Regions from separate parts of the Homo sapiens genome. Here region 2 is linked to region 1. A link is an interaction called in ENCODE POLR2A ChIA-PET data of the cell type or tissue named here. Cell type or tissue: GM12878. All regions are shown on one strand.

Evidence for each region. ChIA-PET counts read pairs that join two places held together with the same protein. Peaks named below come from ENCODE experiments on the same cell type or tissue, not always from the same donor. Only the 100,000 strongest peaks of a DNase experiment are listed, where the experiment ranks them.
Region 2: POLR2A ChIA-PET joins it to region 1 with 8 read pairs; 2 of 35 experiments call an interaction of 5 or more read pairs at or near these places.

The regions. Positions count from the first base shown.
Region 1 is chr7:104,895,538-104,899,537 of GRCh38, forward strand. All of the region lies in intron 2 of LHFPL3 (LHFPL tetraspan subfamily member 3), which reads left to right. It overlaps LHFPL3-AS2 (LHFPL3 antisense RNA 2), which reads right to left. Exons shown (of 4, transcript NR_027374.1): 4 at 1-527. Among named protein-coding and RNA genes, the nearest start is that of LHFPL3-AS2, 29 kb to the right of the region's middle. RefSeq lists an enhancer at 1,880-2,019. In GM12878, no CTCF peak of the experiment used is centred here; DNase peaks (open chromatin) are centred at 194, 625, 815 and 1,954; H3K4me3 peaks cover 1,947 bases; H3K27ac peaks cover 3,258 bases.
Region 2 is chr7:105,185,893-105,189,892 of GRCh38, forward strand. All of the region lies in intron 3 of SRPK2 (SRSF protein kinase 2), which reads right to left. Among named protein-coding and RNA genes, the nearest start is that of KMT2E, 170 kb to the left of the region's middle. In GM12878, no CTCF peak of the experiment used is centred here; a DNase peak (open chromatin) is centred at 1,629; H3K4me3 peaks cover 681 bases; H3K27ac peaks cover 631 bases.

The DNA.
Region 1 (4,000 bases):
TGCAGAGGTGCAACAGGGAAAAGGGGCAGGGGAGAGAGAAAAGCCTGGGAGCTCTGAGCCCTTCATTAGAGCAGCTGTGCTCAATTCTGCTTCATATACAGAACCGGGATTTCTAAAAGAGTCACTCAAAAGCTTTTCAGTGGGGGGAGTGGGAAGGGAAACTGAAAAGAGAGAAGTCACAAGAGCTGGATTCTAACCCCAACTCTTCAGTTAACTTGGTATGTGACTTTGGGCAAATTGCTTCATCTCTCTGGGCTTCGGTCTGCTTACCGGAAAAAAAATGAAAACATTGGAACCATTGATGCCTGTCTTAGTCTGCTAGGGCTGCCATAAAAAATCCCACAGACCTGGTAGCTTGAACACAGAAATTTACTTTCTCACAGTTCTGAAGGCTGGAAGTCCAAGATCAAGGTGTGACAGGTTCGATTTCTCCTGAGGCCCCTCTCCTTGGCTTGTAGATGGCGGCCTTCTTGCCGCGTCCTCAGATGGCTTTTTCTTGGAGCATGCGCACCTGGTATTTCTTCCTCCTATAAAGAGATCAGTCATATTGGATTAGGGCCCCACCCTGAAGATCTCATTTTATCTTAATTGTCCTCTTAAAGGCGCTATCTCCAAATACAGTCGTATTGGGGGTTAGGGCTTCAATATTTACACTTTGGGAGACATAATTCAGTCCACAGCCTAAGGCTCCTTTCAGTAAACACCAGGGGTTGTTGAGCAGCAACTATGTGCCAGGCTTTCCTCTGGGTGCTAGGGACACTGTGGCTTCTCAAAAATGCCCGTTGTCTGCAGCCATACCCACCTGAACATGCCCAATCTTGCCTGATCTCAGAAGCTAAGCAGGGTCAGGCCCAGTTACCACTTGGATGGGTGAAGTGGCCCTTGCACTTGAGGAGCTCACTGTCCAAAAGGTGAGCTCCATTAACGGATGACTGGGGCAAAACAGAAACCCAAAAAAGATAAGAACAGTTCAGGAAGTGGCTCCCAGGGAAGCAACCTAAGATGAAATGATGAAATGTGAAACATGAACAGGTGTTCACCAGTTAGAAAACTGGAGGAAGGGCTTTTCCAGCAAAAGGAGCAAAGGCCCAGAGGTGGAGCAAAGGCCCAGAGGTAGAACACATCCAGGGTGCTGGAGTGCAGTCTGAGGTGGGAAACCCCAGAGGAGGGGCTGGAGCAGGGAGAGGCCACAGGAGGCCTCATTAGCTGTGCTAGGCAGTTATGCATATTCAGTAGAAGGTATCACTGCTAAAAAGTTTTAAGCTGGGCTGGGCTCGGTGGCTCATGCCTGTAATCCCAGTACTTTGGGAGGCCAAGGCGGGTGGATCACTTGAGGTCAGGAGTTCAAGACCAGCCTGGCCAACATGATGAAACCCCATCTCTACTACAAATACAAAAATTTGCTGGGCATGGTGGCGCACACCTGTAGTCCCAGCTACTTGGGAGGCTGAGGCAGGAGAATCAGTTGAACACGGGAGGCAGAGATTGCAATGAGCCAAGATTGCACCACTGCACTCCAGCCCAGGTGACAGAGTGAGACTCCATCTCAAAAAAAAAAAAAAGTTTTAAGCTGAAGAACAATCTATTTATTTCTGCATTTTAGAAAGCCCCAAAATTCTAAAATTCTATTTAGCAGTCTCTGGCTTTCCATGACTGCCACGTCATTTGTGGCTAACCAGTGTCAGCCAGCTGGTGATGTATTGCACAGCTACTAAATGCCTTAATTCTTGGTTACTTCTCTCACAGGGCCGTGGGTGTGTGTGCTTATGTGTGTGTGTTCATTAGATCTTGGGTATAAATTGCCTTCTGGACTCTGCAGTCCGCTTCCCTTTGGTCTAGAGAGGAAGCATACATCATACTCAAATGTCTTATTTCATTACAATAAACACCCATAAGGATAATTAGGACCAGGACTATTACATTTGTGGTAACAAAGGCATGTAAAACTTCATGATCCTGAACTCTCTGCCTGCTAAAGATTCACTAAGACCATAGGTTCACATGCTGAGAAACGAAAGCCTCACAGCTTCCTGGAGGAGAGAATGCACTTAAGGTTTTAAAGAGCTGTACCTTACCACAATATCACTGAAACTTACAGAGTATTTAGAAGAAAGGGGAACATCACTTGGGTTTTTATAGATAATTGTTAGTAATCTACTTATTAAACACACTGATTCTAGTGCTTTCTGAGAAATTTGCAAAAGACAATCCTTTCTATTGTAAATTCCTTGCTAAAAGAGGATTAAATAAAGCATTAAATAAAGCAATTAGATGCACAAACACAGATATATCAATATACTTTGTTCAGGTAATATAATTAATGACAACATCTTCTCCCAACCCAGAAAACCTTTCCATAAAGGTAGTAGAAAAAGAAAAGGTGTATTACTGAATAAGAATTAAACCAGAATGGGATCCACATCACAGGCAATTTGCTAAGAGACTGCTGACAGAAAGAAATGTCACCCCTTTTTTTTTTTTTTTTTTTTTGATACAGAGTCTCACTCTGTTGCCCAGGCTGGAGTACAGTGGCACCATCTCGGCTCACTGCAACCTCCACCTCCCAGGCTCAAGTGATTCTCCTGCCTCAGCCTCCCTAGTAGCTGGGATTACAGGCACCCACCACCACACCCCGCTAATTTTTGTATTTATTAGAGACAGGGTTTCAACAGTTGGCCAGGCTGGTCTCGAACTCCTGACCTCAGGTGATCTGCCCGCCTCAGCCTCCCAAAGTGCTGAGATTACAAGTGTAAGCCACTGTGCCCAGCCGAAATCTCACCCTTTTATATAGCCAGTACCACCCATTACATAAAAGTTCTCAAGACACACAGTAACTAGTCCTCAAGTAAGAGGACTGGGCAGCACCATTTATTACATATAGTGCATCCTAAATTCACCTGGTAATTGAGGGTGATTATCTGTTAATTAATTGGTTTTATACAAAGGGAAAATAAACTTCTCTTGTCTTTATGACAGGTAGTTTTACAACTGGAAGCAAGGCACCTCCCAAAGTTAGGCTCCTGCCCTCACTCAGAAACTGGGAGAGAGGGGCACAATCTCCTCTGATGTTTACATTTCAAAGATATGGCTTCCAGTTACTTCAGAAAGACATTTATGGGCCACGAAGCTGGAAAGGGCCAGGCGCGGTGGTTCATGCCTGTAATCCCAGCACTCCGGGAGGCTGAGGTGGGAGAACTGCTTGAGCTCAGAAGTTTGAGGCTGCAGCGGGCTGTCATCTTGACACTACACTCCAGCTTCAGTGACAGCATGAGACACTGTGTCTAAAAAAAAATTATTGGCTAGGCATGATGGCTCATGCCTATAATCTCAGCACTTCGGGAGGCTGAGGCAGGCGGATCGCTTGAGCCCAGGAGTTCGAGACCAGCCTTGACAACAAAACTCTGTCTCTACAAAAATTAGCCAGGCATGGTGGTATGCGCCTGTAGTCCCAGCTACTTACGGGGCTGAGGTGGGAAGATCGCTTGAGCCCAGAAAGTCAAGGCTGCAGCGAGCTGTGATTTTGCCACTGCATTCCAGCCTTGGTGACCGAGTGAGACCCCATCTCTAATATATATATATATATACTGTCAATATTTATTGAGCTCTTTCTATGTGCCAGGTTTATACTTTCTGTTATAAACACCTTATAAGCATCATTTCAATCTTCATGACAGGTTGGAAAGGAAGTACCCCAGCCTATTGAATGGGGAAATTGAAGCACAGATATGTAAAACATCTTCTCTAGAGTTACCCAGCTGGTAAGTTGTTGAATTAGGGTTGAAAGCCAGGGAGAATGGCTCCTGAACACACACATTTAACCACTGAACTATATGCCGCCGAGAAAATCAGGAAACATATTATCAAGGAAGGCCAATTGACTTCAAGATGATATTTGGAGAAAGAACACCTGTGGGACAGACCTCGCTGAGAGAGAGAGAGTACCTCTGGCAGGAAGGGAAGTAAGGACAGAATCAAGAAACGGGAAAATGATACGAAGCTG
Region 2 (4,000 bases), 290 kb after region 1:
GCCAGACAAAAAGAGAATTAGATAAATACATGTCCTAAAAAAGGGGGTTAGTTTACTGTACCTACATAACTATAACTACATATATTTGGAAGTCTGCATCTTTTTATAGATTTTATTCCCCTAGAATGTTCTGGGCTATGGGACGAATATGTCTTTATCAGTCAACTTTAGGTTTAATGTCTGCAAAATAAAGGTTTCATCTTGATTTATATAAGGTATTTTCAAACTACACAAATCTCTATTTCTATGAATGTTGTATCATTTGACAGTAGGAAGAATGCCCTTGCTTATAGGTTTTTACTTTTTAAATTTTATTTTAGATTCAGGGAGTACATGTGCAGGTTTGTTATGTGTATATATTACACAATGGTGGGGTTTGGGCTTCCGGTATACCCATCAACCAAATAGTGACCATTATACCCAATAGGTAATTATCAAGCCACACCACCCTCCCAACTTTGCCCCTTTTGGAGTCCTCAGTGTCTATTGTTTCCATCTTTAAGTCCATGTGTGCCCATTGTTTAGTTCCCACTTACAAGAAAGAACATGCAGTAGCTGATTTTCAGTTTCTAAGTTTTTTCACTTAAAATAATGGCCTCCAGCTTCATCCATGTTGCTGCAAAGGAAATCATTTCATTCTCTATGGCTGCTTTATTGATTTCTTGTTGCTGTATTCTGACGGACTGTGTTCTTCAACAAAGGCCGAAACAGTATCTCCCCAACTACCTGCTCTTCTACTATCCCTTCTACTCTGATGTTCTACTATCAAGAAATGGACTCTAATCATGAAACTGAATGAGCGTCTGATGTGCTTCTAACCAAAAAGAATATAGTGGATGAGACTGTGTGACTTTTGAGGCTAGGTCATAAAAGGAACACAGCTTCCACTCTGGAAGGTGTGTGTTACCTTTGGGAACTCTAAGTTGCCAGGTAGGAAGTATGACTGCTCTGAGGCCACCATGCTCTGAGAAAGCCAAGCCATATGCAAAGGGCATGGATAGGTGCTCCATAAGGCTGTCCTAGTTGTTTATCTTTCTAGCCCAGGGGCCAGATGTAAGCTTTCAGTTAATTCTAGTCCCCAGCCATGAAGCCACATCAAGCCCTTGAGATGTCTCAGTTGAGGCCCCAGATACCGTGAAGCAATGGGCAAGCCATCCCAGCTTTGTCTTTTCTAAATTCTTGATACATAAAATCATGAACAAAATTAAAAAGGGGTTTAAGGCTAAGTTTGAGGATAATTTATTATACAACAATAATCACAACGGTCTTTATTCTGCTCACCACAACAGCTATGCAAAACCTCCTCCTCGGTTCTGCAGGTAAGATGTGCCTTCAATCTTTAAAAGACTGATCAACTAGCTCCAAAAATCACTCATTTAATTCCTTTGTTGCTGGCCTTTCAACTCTACTCAAACCTTATCTCTTCTGCCTAGAAATATGCCCAGATATGTCACACTAAAATAAATGCTTTTTCTTGCACAAATCTGACCCCACTCCCTAGAAGCTACAATCATTTCATTGCTAAATTTCACCGAATAATCTGCTATGCTTTGCTAATATATCCTCACCTTGACATCTGCCTGACTCATCACTGGCCCCACACATGAGTCTCTAGAGAATTCCCCACAGGTAGTTCACTGTTCCTGTCAGCTTTTACCTTCCTGAAACTGAAATTTAGCTTAAACTAAATGCTATTATTAAATCCTTCCGTCTTGAAAACTCTTTTTTTATACCTCAGACCATATAGCCTTGGAAAGACCACCACCATCTCAGTGTGTTACCAACACAGGCAAAATTACTATTGTCCAAGGGAAGGATTTTGGTGTGGGTGTCTGACCAGACGTTCAGGTTTAAAGTCTCATGGTGAATATGCGTGGTGTAGTAAGCAGAGCTGAAGAGGCCATTGACAGGATCAATCAAAGGTTTTTTAAAAAAATAGGTAAAACTCATTCATTATAATAGAATTACAGAAGCAAGTAAGTCACAAGAAAAATAAACATAAAAGGGACAAAGGTGAGTAAATTATAACCAAGATAGGATTGCTGGTGGGAATATACAGTGACACAGCCATCTGGGGAAATAATCTGACAGCTCCTTAAGTGATTACCATATGACCCAGCACTTCCACTCCTAGATACATACCAAAGAAATGAAAACAAATGTACACTTTAACTCATATACAAATGTTCACAGCAGCATATTCTCAATAGCCAAAAGTGATAACAACCCAAATGTATATGAACTGCTGTGATACATCCAGAAAATGAAATATTAATCATGAAATGAATGAATAAAATACATGGTATAACAAGAATGAATCTTTAAAACATTATAAGTAAAAGAAGCCAAACACAAAAAGTGATGTATTGTGTTTGTTTATATGAAAATGTCCAGAATAGAGACAAAAAGTAGCTTAGTGATTGCTAAGGGTTGTAGAGGGGAGGAGAATAGGGACTGGCTGTCAATGGACAGTCATTTCTTCTGGAGAATGATGAAAATGTTCTGGAATTTTAAAGTGGTGAGTTGCAAAATTATGTGAATATACTGAAAACCACACAATTGTACCCTTTAAAGCAGAGAATGTTATGTTTGCAAATTATATCTCAATTTTTTAAAATGTATGAGGGAAAAAATAGCATGTTTTCAATTACTGCTTCCTAGTCAACATAAACCAGACAAAAAATCCCCAACAAAATCTGGAACTCCATTACTTCATTTCACTCTTTTCAATTCCAGGTTAAAACAGGATCCAAAACAAAGAGGAAAAAATTTTAACAATTCTACTGAATCCAGAACATCAATGTTAAGGAGTGAAATCTGAATAAAGAACTCTAAGAATACAGTCCATTTTTAAATTAGCACCAAATGGGAAATAAAAGAGAAAAGATATTACTCGTAACAGGTTCTGTTTGTAAATGTTTTTAGAATACTACCTTAGATCCCAAATAAGAATCAAACATGCCTGGGCCCTTAAAGAGAATTGGTGGATAGCCCCAACTAACAAAAAGACTTGCAAGAGTGTTCCAGCTTTTAGCTGGGAGCATAAAAGGAAAAAAACCCTTATGCTACAGTGAGCCTAAAGGGGGTGGAGGGAGGAAGGGACAGAGAATGAGCTAAGAAGAAGCCACCATGTTAATTGTCGACACTTTCTAAACCCAGACTCCAGCCCTTTCCTCAGCTGCTGCCAAGGGGCTCAGTACTTCTGGGAAAGCTACAGTCACACTGGGGAGAGGCCCTCACTTCATCCAGCAACTTGCACTGCATCCAACAGCAGCACCAGCCCCGCCACTCGCCCGCACCACAGCCCCTGAATTCGCCTGCATCTACTCCACCCTCATTCTTCACTATGAACGAGGTGACCGTCACAGAGGATAAATCAAGGCCCTAATTAAAGTAGGTGGTGTAAATGTTGAACCTTTTCGGCCTGGTTTGTTGGCAAAGGCCCTGGCCTATGGTGACATCGAGAGACTCATCCTAATGTAGGGGTTGGTGGACCTGCTCCAGCAGCTGCTGCTGCATCAACAGTAGGTCCTGCCCTGTCCAGAGCAGCTGCTCCAGCTGAGGAGAAGGAAGTGTAAGCAAAGAAAAAAGAATCTCGGCCGGATGCAGTGGCTCACACCTGTAATCCCAGCACTTTGGGAGGCTGAGGTGGGCAGATCACTTGAAGCCAGGAGTTCTAGACCAGCCTGGCCAAAATGGCAAAGCACAGTCTCCACCAAAAATACAAAAATTAGATGGGTGGGCTGGCGGATGCCTGTAATCCCAGCTGCTCAGGAGGCTGAGGCACAAGAATCACTTGAACCTGGGAGGCGGAGGTTGCAGTGACTGGGTGACAGAGCCAGACTCGGTCTCCGAAAAGAAAAAGATAAAGAAAAGGAAAAACAAAGAAGAATCTGAGGAGTGTGATGATGGCATGGGCTTTGGTCTTTTTGACTAGAAGTTCTTTTATAACTCTTTTTACAAATTTTTAAAAAATTAAACTGGACTCCAGGGACCAGTG